Regions from separate parts of the Homo sapiens genome. Here regions 1 and 2 are each linked to region 3. The links are chromatin contacts, found by Hi-C or POLR2A ChIA-PET in ENCODE. All regions are on one chromosome and are shown on one strand. The core of a region is the stretch at or near the end of the contact, and the rest is flanking DNA. Distances in the headings are between cores, read along the strand shown. Region 1 has its middle 130 kb from the start of LYZL1. Region 2 has its middle 44 kb from the start of LYZL1. Region 3 has its middle 85 kb from the start of LYZL1.

The links. Hi-C counts contacts between places; a loop is a spot of excess contacts on that map. ChIA-PET counts read pairs that join two places held with the same protein, here RNA polymerase II (POLR2A). Pooled maps may share reads with other maps.
Region 1: a loop to region 3 is called in a pooled map of psoas muscle, with 2.7 times the contacts of the local background. The contact joins two enhancer-like sites. A Hi-C loop is called at or near these places in 1 of 168 maps with a recorded cell type or tissue (mammary epithelial cell) and 2 of 50 pooled maps. POLR2A ChIA-PET finds 5 or more read pairs at or near these places in 1 of 52 experiments (WTC11).
Region 2: a map of lower leg skin shows a loop between it and region 3 (9-fold over the local background). The contact joins two enhancer-like sites. A Hi-C loop is called at or near these places in 4 of 168 maps with a recorded cell type or tissue (Caco-2, astrocyte of the cerebellum, endothelial cell of hepatic sinusoid and 1 more) and 1 of 50 pooled maps. POLR2A ChIA-PET finds 5 or more read pairs at or near these places in 3 of 52 experiments (BJ, OCI-LY7 and Panc1).

Annotation. Positions count from the first base shown.
Region 1 is chr10:29,159,041-29,163,847 of GRCh38, reverse strand. No RefSeq gene overlaps it. Among named protein-coding and RNA genes, the nearest start is that of LYZL1, 130 kb to the left of the region's middle. RefSeq lists an enhancer at 3,727-4,402. Within about 2 kb of position 3,552, at least 6 of the 41 ENCODE cell types and tissues checked have a DNase peak (open chromatin) inside an H3K27ac peak, as active enhancers do.
Region 2 is chr10:29,242,979-29,247,626 of GRCh38, reverse strand. No RefSeq gene overlaps it. Among named protein-coding and RNA genes, the nearest start is that of LYZL1, 44 kb to the left of the region's middle. Within about 2 kb of position 1,991, at least 2 of the 41 ENCODE cell types and tissues checked have a DNase peak (open chromatin) inside an H3K27ac peak, as active enhancers do.
Region 3 is chr10:29,201,589-29,205,869 of GRCh38, reverse strand. No RefSeq gene overlaps it. Among named protein-coding and RNA genes, the nearest start is that of LYZL1, 85 kb to the left of the region's middle. Within about 2 kb of position 1,494, at least 2 of the 41 ENCODE cell types and tissues checked have a DNase peak (open chromatin) inside an H3K27ac peak, as active enhancers do.

The DNA.
Region 1 (4,807 bases), core at 2,303-4,802, 44 kb after region 3:
GTTTTAGTGTCCATGTATCATCTTCACCGTGTCTGGCTGCAGGTAACCTGGTGATTCCCACCCTACAGTGGGCTCAACTTTTTTTTCTCCCTCTGAATTTTGAACATAAAATCAAAACAACATCTAGAAAACTTTCTATGTGCCCAAGCAGCTGTGTCTGGTTTGGCCCACACTTTGGGCTGGGACTTGGTCAGTGCCATCTTTTTATCCAAAGCGGTTCTATTCATCTGAATTCAGTATCCCTGGTCTTATTTGATGATGAAGTGACTAAGTGCTTAACTTGGGTTTGGAGTTTTATTTATTGTTTTTTGTTGTTGTTGCTGTGATTTGAACTATGTCCATTTATTTTGGTTTTCTTTTGTTTTTCACTTGGTAGCCTACTGCGGCAATAAAAGTTTAAAGGAAGCTCAGCTCCTAGTTATAGCAAAACACTCTTTAATAATGACTTTTTGCATAATTAAAAACAGGACCTGTAAATTTCTGAATAATTCGTCATTTTATTGGCCAAATGGAACTGTACTATGGTTAATGCAGGAGAATCACTTGAACCCAGGAGGCAGAGATTGCAGTGAGCCAAGATCTTGCCACTGCACTCCAGCCGGGGCAATAGAGTGAGACTCTGTCTCAATTAAAAAAAAAAAAAAAAAAAAGAAAGAAAAGAAAAGCATTTACTAAGAACTGGGATTACCTGGCAGCAGTAATACAGCTACTATCACATATGAAATACCTATTATGTGTCAGGCCCTACAATAGGTGTTTTATTTGCATTATCCCATTTAAACTTCATAACACCCCTAACTAACAGTCCAAATGATTACCTCAATTCACCAACACAAAAGCTGGAAGCATCCCAAGATGACAGAGCTAGTGAGTGTGTCTGCAATGCCAGGGCTGTCAACCCCAGAGCCTTTCTCTGAGGCCAGGCTGCCTCCTGTCTTAGGGACAAATTTTTATCCTCCTTCTTCTCTCCTCCTCTACACAAAACACTCCTTAATCCAGCAAGATTCCTCTCCCATCCTGGTTACTCGGAATCCAGCTTAATACCTGCCCAAGGCAGATCAATGGCACTTTAGCTACCATCCTCATCTCTGAGCTTCTTCTCCTCCTCTTTTATCACCTCTGCTATACACTCTGCCCCCACAACAGGTGTATTCAAGTAAATGCTGTTGTAGGAGTTATTAAGAAATTATTTTAGGCAGATAGACAGGAAAAAGGGGTCCTTGGGAAGTTTTCATTCTTAAAGCAGCTCTTAAAGCCAGGTCAGCAACCTTTGCTATTCAAATGCCAGCCATTAGAAACTGGGTCCATCCAAACATGGCGATTCCCGGCCTTCTTGACTTTGATCCACATGTTCCTGGCAACATGGCCGCCCCCACATATCCCCACGTGTGTAGAACATCATGGCGCCTGCATTTGCGTACTAAATGGCTAGGGTGGGAGGGCCAGCTTTTTCAAGGGCTATGTGAATGTCATGCCTGATCAAACCAATCCCCTAAGCCCTATGCAAATCAGACACTGCCTCCTCCAGCCTCTGCATATACCTGGCTGGTATCCACCACACTTGGGATTCCCTCTCTCAGCTTTGGAAACCTCCTCCCTCTGTCTCTGTACAGGGGACCTCTTCTTTCTTTCTTTCCCCTTCTTTCTTGCCAATTAAACTCTCCGCTTCTTAAAACCACTCCAGTGTGTCCGCGTCGTTTTATCTAATTTGACTCCAGACGAAGAACCTGGTGTTCCTCCACTCTTCAGAGCTGTATCAACATGCGCCTGGCAGAGAAGGGGGAGGGTGGAGGGCTAGTTCCATGATGTGAGGGTATGGGATGCAAGCGTTCCACCACTAGTGTCTACCTGGGTAGACAAAGGCTGTGGAGAACAGAAATCAGAACAATGATGTCTCTGGGATGGGATGGGGGAGCTGGGAAGGACAGGTGGAAACTCTTGGGGTGGAAATGTCCTAGATCTTCTTTGGAGTATTGGTAATTTGGATACATTTGTCAAAACTATAGAACTCTACACTTAAAATCTATCTATTTTATGCATAAAACTATATATCAATAAAATATTTATTTATTTATTTGTGTATTTATTTATATATTTTTAGAGATGAGGTCTTGCTCTGTTGCCCAGGCTGAAGTGCAGTGTTGTGATCCTAGGTCACTGTGGCCTCAAACTCCTGGGCTCAAGAGGTCCCCTTGCCTCAGCCTCCCAAATATCTAGAATGACAGGCATATGCCACTACATCCAGCTAATTTTTTAAAAAATTATTTTAGAAATGTGGGTCTGGCTATGTTGCCCAGGCTGGTCTTGAACTCCTGGCCTCAAGTGATTCTCCCACTTTAGCCTCCAAAGCATTGAGATTAGAGGCATGAGCCACTGATTACAGCCCAAAATATTATACACACACACACACACACACACACACACACACATATATATATTTTTTTGAGATGGAGTCTCGCTCTGTCACCAGGCTGGAGTGCAGTGGCATGATCTTGGCTCACTGCAACCTCTGCCTCCCAGGTTCAAGCAATTCTCTTGCCTCAGCCTCTTGAGTAGCTGGGACTACAGGCATGCACCACCAAGCCCAGCTAATTTTTGTACTTTTAGTAGAGACGGGGTTTCACCTTGTTGGCCAGGAAGGTCTTGATCTCTTGACCTCATGACCCACCCTCCTTGCCCTCCCAAAGTGCTGGGATTACAGGCATGAGCCACTGCACCAGGCCTAAAATATATATTTTAAAAGAATGCAGGTGCTATGGCACCCAGATGGCTACCTTTCAAATGGCATGGCTTTTGCCTTTGACAGCCTGCTCCCATCCTCACACAGCCCCCTCACTCCAGTTATACTCTTGAGCCAGTTTGGTGACCCCTGATTCTCATCAAAAGAGCTTTACAAGCTTTTGGGGGAGCGGGATTCAAGGACACCAGGCCAAGAAAGAGCCATGTCCAAGAGCACCCAAGTTCCTGAAAGGAGAAGTGGGCACTGTACAGAGGCATGAATGGGGCACCTACAGTGGACAACCTTAGCAAAAGGTTCTCTGGTCCCTGTTATGACTCAAGAGGGACAGGCCAGCTCTACTTGTGCTCTTCCAGAAACCAGAAGAAGTGAGGGCAAGGGCTGTGGATCAGAGGACTTCCCACTCATCTGGCCACTGGACTCTGCCCTGAGGAGGTGAAGTCTCCATCATTCCCCTCTCCTTCCCTTCTGTGAAATGCTGGTTCTCTAACCTCAGAGGCCTCACGCCTTTGGAAGGAGTAAGTGACCAGTATTGTGAGGCTCCAGATAAAGCCATCGCCTGACTCTTGGCAAGAGTGACTCTGAGGAAGCTGGTGCTTCAGTTGCTGAACAACCCATCGGTGTCTCTGTACCACGGTGGGGTCAACCCTACCCCGGAGCAGTGGAAATCCCAGAAACACCCTTTACTCGGCCCTCCTCTCTCCTACCCCTCTGCCCACCATCTCCCAACTGGTTTGCCTTTGATCTCAACATAAAAAACTCAGGCTCATTTTAAACCTGTTGATACTCTAATGACAAGAATCGAGACAACAGTAATTAATGATGAACATTAAATGGCCCAGCCCAGCTGCCCAGCAGAAACCACAAGGATAGTCATAGTGAGTCACCAGCTCTGGCAACAGGAGTGTGCTGCAGGCTGTCTGGGATGTGGCTTTGTTATGCCCAAGGTCTTTTCTTCCTAGCACAACACCTCAGTGAGGGCCACTTTAACAGAACTGTGAAGCCTTCTACCTGCCTCCAGTTTCCCCTTTAAACAATTTCCAAGGACTCCACCAAGCTCTTGCTCCTATTTCAGGGGCCTGGGTGAGACACAGGCGTCTTCCCCCTTTTCCTCTCCAATTTCGAAAACAAACTCTGATATCAGACATTTACACCTTAGTGAGAATCGAAAAAAGAAAAATAACAACTAAGTCTAATGTGTGATAACTGAGGCAGGAGAATAGGGCCCGGAGGCAGGGAACATAAGGCCCATCCACACCTTTAGTTCCTAGAACTAAATCAAATGAAAGCACTTCAGCAATGACAGGAATGTGAATGGCTTTGTAACTTCATTTCCTCCTCTCCAGTCCCGCCATTTACACTTTGTAACTTCACATTCATCCTCTCCATTTACATAGACCACACACTCCAAGTAACAGCCTCTCCATTTACAATAGGGCAGATTCTGAGTAAATGACTCTGTGACTTCACTTCTTTCTTTTCATTTACATAGAATATTCACCAAGCAGCCAGGTTGGTGATTACACCAGTAATCCCAGCACTTTGGGAGGCCGAGGCAGGCAGATCACCTGAGGTCAGGAGTTCAAGACCAGCCTGGCCAAACTGGTGAAACCCCATCTCTACTAAAAATACAAAAATTAGCCAGGCATGGTGGCACCTGCTTGTAGTCCCAGCTACTCTGGAGGCTGAGACACAAGAATCGCTTGAACGTGGGACGTAGAGGTTGCAGTGAGCTGAGATCGCGCCACTGCACTCCAGCCAGGGAGGCAGAACGAGACTCTGTCTCAAAAAAAAAAAAAGAAATTCACCAAGTAACTAAACAGAAACCTCTAGAGTATTGAAACTCAGAAAATTCTGTAACTGGGCTCTTGAGCCCCTACGCTTGGGCCCGCTCCCACACACTGTGGAGTGTACTTTCCTTCTCAATAAATCCCTACTCTTGCTTTCCTTGCTTTGTTTGTGCGTTTTGTCCAAATCAATTCTTTGTTTAAGATGCCAAGAACCTGGACACCTTCTACTGGGAACAATAGCCACCCAACCAAGTTCTAGGTACCCAGGAGTGAATTAAAG
Region 2 (4,648 bases), core at 742-3,241, 41 kb before region 3:
GGGCTCCATGCTGTGAACTTCTGTAGTATTTTATCTGAACCTCTCCTATTGCAGTTAGGACATTCTATTCTGTGATATTTTTCTTGAATATCACAACTCTGCTTTTGAAAGCAAGTTTCATATCAGACTAGTCTTTGTTTCCTCCCAGCATACATTTCTTGTCTTAGAGTGTAGTCTAAAAAAAAAAGTTTGAGAGAAAGAAAAGACAATTATTGTGTACTTTTCAAGTCAAATAAATATTTTTCTATCTACATTTTAAAACAATTATCACAAATATCTTTATGAAGGTCTCCAGCTACTTATGACACTTCTTTTCTTCAGAAGCTAAATAATATGATATAAAGAAAGACACAGAAATAGTGGAACAATTTAGAAATTGCTGTAGTCAGTATTTAAATATATTCACTGACGTGAGATATGAGAAATGCAGAAAAGAAAAATGGTTTTGGAACAGTTAGTCTACCAGTAATGAGGAAAACAGACTTCATACTCTATCCCTATAAAAAATAAGGAGACATGTACAAGAATGCCCCCAAACTGGAAATAACCCAAATGTCCATCAGCAGTGAAGTGGAGAAATCAATTGTGGTGTATCCACACGACAGAATGCTGTTCAGTAAAAGAGAATAGCCCACTGATAGACAAAACAACACAGACTGTGACATAATACTGAGTGAAAGAAACCAGACACGACAGAGAACATATACAGTCAAAATGTATGTACGGTGATAGACATCAGGAAAACTGTTTTCTCGGAAGAGGGGCAGGTATAATGAGGAAGCAGCATGATAGAGCCCTAGGGTGCTGGAAATGTTATACATATATAATATATACCACGCTCCAGCCTGGGCAACATAGCAAGACCCCATCTCTAAATTTATACACACATATATATAATAAATATATCTATATATTATATTATTTTAGATATTTATATTATAAATATTATAGTAATATATTTATAAATGTAAGTAAATATAAATATATTTATATTTAATTGTTCATGATGTATATGTTTATATATTTATATATGGTTATTTATATAATATATACTTATATTTATTATTATATATTTAGAGACAGGTTCTTGCTATGTTACCAAACTGTAGTGCCATGGTGTAATCATAGCTCACTGCAGCCTCAAATTCTTGGACTCAAGTAACCCTTCCATTTCAGCTTCCTGAGCAACTGGGACTAGAGACACATATCACCACACTTGACTAACTTTTTAAATTTTTTGTAGAGATGGGATCTTGCTGTGTTGCCCAGGCTTGTCTTGAACTCCTGGCCTTAACTGATCCTCCCACCTTAGCCTCTCAAAGTGCTGGAATCACAAATGTGAGGCACCATGTCTGGCTGGAATGTTTTATATTTTGATCTGGGTGACCTTCATATGTGTAGAAATTTATCAAACTCTACTTTTAAGATTTATTTTAAAGGTATGCATATATAAAATAATTTATTTATAAGTATATAAAATATATTTACTATTTCAATATACAATATTTTAAGTGTAACTATATTTTATACATTTATAAATACATAAGTAAATTTATTTATAAATATATAAAGATGCATATATAATGGTAAACACATAAAATAAATACATAAAATAACTCAAATTCTAAAATTTTTTGTAAAAACTACTACTATTTATTACGTGTTTACTGTGTAACAGGCAAAGTGCTAAGTGCATGAAGCTTTAAAAATATGAAGCAATTTGCCACAGGTGACAGATCCACAGATTCTGGACTCAAATCTAGTTCTCGCCTCTAAATCTCTGCACTCTGTGGTCCCTGCTCTCCCGCGTAAGGACGAAACTAATCCTTAGCCTTGCAGAGACTTGGCCCTGTCAGTCTTTGGGTCTTCCAAGCAGAGCAGGTGGGCCCGTGGGAGTCGCAGTGGCTTGGCTTAACGGGTCTGTTTGATAACAATAAACCTCTGTTGCCGTATTAACGGAGCTGTTAAAACATTTCCCTTGCTGTTGGTGATGTCAAAGGCCCTTGCCAAGTCTCTGGGACAGTGGCCCGATTGTTGAACGAAGGAACTTACTGGAAGAACAGTGAATGGTGTTTTCAATAAGGGCATGGAGGTAAGAACAGAAAATGCATTATTTGTGGAATTTCTTCATATTTGAAGTTCATTCTGGCCGGATGCCCTTTTGGGGAAAGAAAACCCAAAATGAGGCTTCAGAACACATTTCCCTCCATCTACTGTTCTCTCCACTAAATTAAATTATTTTAGTTCAATTTGTTAGAGGCATGAGGTTTAAAATGCAAACCTGATGAGTTATTAACATTTATTAAATGGACATGTACCATCTTAATATTTATTAATGAGGGGTTCCACACAGTCTTATAAACGAGAGCTGAGAAAAACACATGCCTGGATCACAGTGTGTCATCCTCATCCCTTCCTCTCCTCTCTCTGCTCCTGTCCAGTGTGTGCTGACGCTCTCCATGTCTCCATCGCCCGCCATCTTGTGTGCTGGGAAATCTCTACCATTGCTGTTCTCAGGAAATTCTGAGGAGATTCCAACCTGGTTCATCACGAAATAGCACCACCAACATCTCGCTTATGAATCCGTTTAGTTAAGCAGACCCTGCAGAAATCCCCTTTCCTTCCTTTCAAGTCCTGAAATCTGCCTCCATATCCAATAGACAAGACGTAGAAATAAAGTGCTCACCCATTTACCAATGGTATCTCAGGCACATCATCTAGCTTCTATGAGGTTCTGAAGTTCACTGATTACAAACAAAATAGGTACAATACTTATCTCAGAGGACATTATGAGAGTTTTACTAGAAAGCGACTTTGCCTAGTGGAGTGCCTTGCACCCATGGAGGAAAATCACTAAATAATGCTTATGATGATGGCTAATTTAATAGAGGTAGCTGAAAGCCTGACTCTTTTTTTTCCCCCCCAGGGGGAAAAATGTGAATAACAGCTTCAATGACAAGCACCTACTTACTAACATTATTTTCTTTACTGGTATGAATTAGTCCTGCAAAGGGCTAGGCTTCAAGTTCTGCCATATTTCAAAATCTGTTAAACGTAGGATTTTTAAATGAGTCTTGATTGGAAATAGGGAAACTTTAATAGAGGTGAACAAAATACTACTTTTCTGACCTCTGAATTGGTTCATGTTGATCATAGATTCAAATCTTTTTGGACAGAAATTCTGTGATACAAACAGGTATAGTAAAGCCTAGTTGGGTTTCTAGCACGCAAGGCAGATAGGAACACTAGGGCGGTAGAGGGAAACTCCTTCCTCCCTCCCAGCCCAGGCAGGCAGCATTTCCACCACCAGTCTTCTTCGTTACACTGGGGAGTTCTCAGACTTTTTCTCCCTCCAGCCTCCAGGCAGCCCCAATGTGTCCACCAGCCTGGCCTCAGAGATGAGCACTTATTTTTGTCTCTGTTCTAGGTCACTGTACTATTTTTTTTTAGTTGATATAGAATAACTTTAAAAATCGAAATAGACCCAGCTTTGTTAAATTTGCACCCCAATGAAGCATCTTAGAACATGGTCTGACCATAATTTGGAACCATGCGCAGAATCACTCTTCTCTGCTTACCTTTCAGTTCTTTGAGACCATTTGTCTGACCTTTTCCCTTCATCAAGTAGGGGGCACTCCTGAGCAAGGCTTCCAGCTAAAGTTATGGAGTCAGTCCAACCCTGCCCTTGTCCCTGCAGCAGGTGAACATTTGGGAATCTCCCACCAATGCTTGGCAAGGGGCAGCTGCCTATTCCTGTCATCTGAGGTTGGGAAAAACAGGCAGATGGAAGGGAAACACAGGAACACTTGGTGAAACTGGCTATTCCAAGAAAGAACCTGGGGTAGTGGTGAAATGTGTCTTGGGAATGTGGATTCCTGCTTATCTAAGGTCTAAACTACATGCTTCAAGCTCCTGTGGGCAATATCTGGAAATAACATCAGGTGCATCTAGAACTTTCCATTCTCTCATTGATAACTAATCTTTTCTATCTAAGCCTTGCCTTGCCTCGGTCACCAGTTTTGCCTAGCCTTTTTTTTTTTTTTTTTTTTGAGGGACAATTTAGTATGGACATGGAGTCTTCTTCATCGTTCCACCAAGGCAGGGGCTTATGGCCTTAGATTCACATACTTGCCAGACAAGCTGGTGTGGTACCTGCTGATTTCCTTATTTCAATCATTTCTGGCCTCTTCTTTCTCCAGGGAAAGGCTTTTTAAATGGCTTCAGAGAACAGTTATCGGATATCTGTATCTCCAGGACTGAACTGTTTCTGCTTGTAAGCTCATGGGATGCATTTGCATAGTAGTTTTTTACTGCTCCTTGGGAGACCCAACCAACCTTTGAGAAGGCTGCCTCTGTGTACTTGGGAATCAGACACACAGATTTATGAGAGCACTATCAGCTTCCGGGGCCTGTGGCAGCAGATAAAATGTTGCTTCTGATGGCAGCGAAATGCCTAAAAAACCACCAGGATTATAGTGCTACATCTTTCCTGTGTTTTTCCCTAGTTGAGACGGGGGCTTCTCAATCACAGTGCTGTTGACGCTTGGGGCTGGATAATTCTTGGGGTTTGTGTGTTGGGGAGTGGTGGTGGGGGAGCTGTCCTGTGCACCCTAGGATGTTTAATGGCATCCCTAGCTTCCACCCACCA
Region 3 (4,281 bases), core at 245-2,744:
AAGCCAGCATTGACAACCATCAGTGAAAATCAAAGGAAAACAATGGCCCCGAGTGGTCGCTGTGTGCTCTGGGCTGACTGCTGCACACCAGGCTATCTCCCAGTTGAGACCACACTATCAGCCCATAGCATGCTCAGAAGTCACATAAAGCAAAAATACACTCTAATGAACTGATTTCTTCTATCCAGTTCACATGATGAAAACTTGTCTGGTAGAAAGAAAAATCTTGTCATTGAGCTGTGATTTTAACATCAAAAGATACAGCATCTTTAGCCAGGCATGGCAGTGCATGCCTGTAGTCTCAGCTACTCAGGAGGCTGAGATGGGAAGATCGCATGAGACCAGGAGTTGGAGGCCAGCCCGGGCAATATAGTGAGAACCCATCTCTACAAAAAGTGAAAAAACAGCTGGGCATGGTGACAGGTGCCTGAAGTCTCAGCTACTCAGGAGACTAACTGCATCCCTAAAACCCTCTGAGATGGGAGGATCACCTGAGCCCAGGAGTTTGAGGCTGCAGTGAGCTACGATCATACCACTGCATTCTAACCTGGGCAACAGAGCAAGACTCCATCTTTTAAAGAAAAAATTAAAAATAAAGGAAAAAATAATAAAAAGAGATATAGAATCAGTCACGTCCCCCATTCTAAATCTTTTTCTATCAGTGAAGCCTCATTTCTTAGGAAGCACTCTTGCCGCATCCTGGTGTAAAGACAGCAACTTTAAGATGCACTGGGCAAAGCCACCTGTGCCTGTCACTGCCCACCCCACACCCCGCCTTTAAGCATATTCCCCTCAGCCTTGATCATGCTTTGGTACCCTGTGGTCAATACTTCTTATACCATATGTTGATAACTGGGAGAACCACAAAGAAACAGAGTTTTCATATGAGGTTAAGTAGTGCTTTAACTGGAAGTTACTGTAAGTGGGTTCAATGTACATTGACCCAGTTAAGTTTGGGAACTCTAACTGCAGGCTGAAATTGAAATTGCTTTCCCATGCTCTCTGTGAGCGGCTGCTGAGAACCAGGACAAGTGTGTCTAGCTCAGGGTTTTCCCTCCATCTTTCCACTGGATTGAAAGCCATTGAAATGGGCTCTCCTCTCGCATCCCCACACTTCAGAAATGATTGAAGTTCTGGTCTTAGTAACCACCTAGATTTGGTATTTCAGAAATCAGGGATCTCAAAGGCAGATGATGACTTGGGGAAATGGCCTCAGGATATGAAATGCAGAAAACAGCACCTCCCTCCCCTTTGCTGGAGGGAGTGCTGTCCACATTCTGCATGTCTGGGTCGCGTTGTTTTCCCTCTGGGATGATCATTTCATGGGCTAAAAAACCATAACCATAAAGATGAAAATGCTCTAAAGTGAAGTGTTGCTTTAATCTTTCCATCACTCCCTGCTCTCTCAGCAGCAAAAGGGCCTGGACTTCCCCCTGCTTGGATGTGAAAAAGAAGTCTCTGCCCCACCCCCATTCCACATTCCTCTCATGGGACAAAGAGCAGGGATGGGAGGGAGGATTCATTTCAAAGGAAGAGTGAAAGATGTAGCTCCTCACTGGTGTCACTTAATCTGTGATGGTGGAAAGCAGGCTCTTTTCTGTTTACTGGATACTGATCAGAGATAGGATGATGGCCAGGGCACAGGACATGGGAATCGTGAGAACCAGGCCGGGAGGGCTTCTCTCCCGGGCTGATATTATTATACATCCCTCATGTCAGTTGTGGGAGTGAGGAAAGCTGCCCTCAGAGCTTCAAAGCGAGCCTTGGCAATGTGATACAGATGGCAATGAGAAGCAGAGAAAAGCGAAGAGCCCCGGTTCTAGCCCAGGCGGGGCCCTCACCCTGGACTCGGGCCTGGTGTGACTGGAGTGGGAGAGGCTCATCTGCTAAGGGCACTGGGGACCTGGAGACTCCACCTTCAGTGTTCCTTGTCACTGATCGTGATTTTACTTGGGCAGGTTGTAGCTTAAGCTTCAGCTCCTTCACCTAGAAAGTGAGAGTGTTGGCCTTGAACCCTAGGTGATCTCAGTGACAACTCCAACTCTTCAGGTCCATTTACTCATTCATTAGTTTATTTGTTTAATCGGTAGTCACTGGGCTTAGGCCTATTAAATGAAGAGATTGGATTAGATATTTCCCTAGGCACCATTATTCTAGTTATTTCCTTCCTTCCTTTTTCCCTCCCTCCCTCCTTTCCTTCCTCCCTCCTTTCCTTCCTTCTTTTCCTTCCTTCCTTTTTTCTTTCCTTTCCTCCTTTTCCCTTCCTTCTTTTTTCCTTCCTTTCTTTTTTTTCTCTCCCTTTCTTTCTTTCTCTCTCCCTTTCTCTCTCTCTCTTTCTCTCTCCCTTTCTCTTTCTTCCTCGCTCTCTTTCTTTCTCTCTCCTTTTCTCTCTTTCTTTCTCTCTCATTCTCTTTTTCCCTCTCTCTTTCTTTCGAGACAGGGTCTTGCTTTGTTGCCCAGGCCAGAGTGCAATGGCACAATCATACCTCACTGCAGCCTTGAATTCTTGGGCTGAAGTGATCCTTCCACCTCAGCCTCCCAAACTGATGGAATTAGAAGCATGTGTCATCACACCAGCTAATTTTTTTTTTTTTTTTTTTTCAGAAAAGAATCTCATGTTGACTAGGCTGGTTTCAAACTTCTGGCCTCAAGCTATCCCCCTGCCTCAGCCTCCCAAAGTGCTGGGATTATGTGAGCCACTGTGCTCAGCCTAATTATTTTTTTTCTAGGTATCGAACAATCCCTTTTCCCACCTACAAATTCCTGGGCAGACAGCTGAATGCTGAATTTCAAAACTAGTTGCCCTTTTGAGTTAAACTGTTTCTTAAAAAAAAAAATTGTTTACGAGGAGGAGGGTACCTCACAAAGTACCCTCTACCTCAGTGGGCATTAGCTTATAACTTTAGTTCTGATGATAATGAAATTCTGAACAACTGTGCAAATCTAATGGGGGCAAAGAAGACAATGGAGAATGAGAGAACAGGAAAGCGTGGGCTCAGGAGGGATCCTGACTGTGTGCGAGTACTGGATGCTGGGAAAGAGAATTATTAGGACAGGCAGGACGTTGTGCAGGGCCTCGGATCCTGGGCAAAGTATAAGGCGTGGAAGCTCCATACTAATCTGAGAGTGTCTACGGCCAATCGCACTGACTTGGCAAAACAACTGAGGCCATTTTCCTGCATTTATTTCTGAATCAGAGAGTAATGTCATTTGCAAAGACTCATGGGCCTCATTTCTAGACAGGAAAAATCCCCCTTATTATCTTCTTAAATTATTTCCTGTAGGTTCCCCTCAAGTAAAACCACTAAGCTCCCGCTGATCCGGTTCCCACTGACACATGGGAGTGGTGCCCTCAGTAAAGGAAACTCAAGCCCCTAGAACTTGGCACAAAGTGATATGTGTTTCAGTTCAGGCTGGTTACACAGAAAATGAAGGCATTTTCCCTCCAAATCCTGAAAGGAAGGGGATATAGCGAGCTCATGGGGCCCTCTGCATCCCTCGAGGGGAGGTTGTTTACCTGCCCTTCTGGGCTTCGTGATGGAGTAAGGCTCGGTAGCTGAGCCGGACTCTCTCCATTCTCAAACTGCTTCAGGGCCATTGATGTGCATCCAGCCTGTTAGCTTTCTGGGATTAATAACATCTTAACATCTACTGTTGCCATAAGTTTGTAATTTGCGCTTTCAAAGACATTGATCTCATATGCATCTCATGTGCATTTCCTGTTTATTCCCTGTACATCTCATGTTCATCTCCTGGGCATGTACAGGAAAGGGACAGGGAGCAACAGCACAATTTGATGGCTGAGGAAACTAAGGCTCAGAGAGGCAGTGAAGTGACACCATAGGTTCACAAGGCTGGAAACAACAGGGACAGCTAAGGGGGAGGCTCAGGATGGCTGACCTCTGCAGAGGTTTTCATGGACCCCTGGGCCTTGTTAAACCATAAGTCCTTCAAGGGCCCCCCCGAGCTCCACGTGAGTCACAGGGCTCCTTCTGTGGAGGGTGGCTCCCCACTTGCACGTCATTTCTCAGATGCCAGAACAAAGCATCTTCTCACCAGAGCCCAGAATTCTAAGCTCCATTTGCCTTACGTGCCCAAGATTGTCCTGGAAAAGCTTACAGAACTCTAGGGAAAGAAGAGGCAGAGAGATGCTGTTAGGAGAAAAAGCAAGAGTGTCAAACACTGGACAGGGAAAAGTGGGGGAAATTCAGGGACGGCTGTCTGGAAGGGCCCCTAAGTAGTCCCAGAGTTTAGCAGGATGTGGTCCTGCCTCCTATCCCC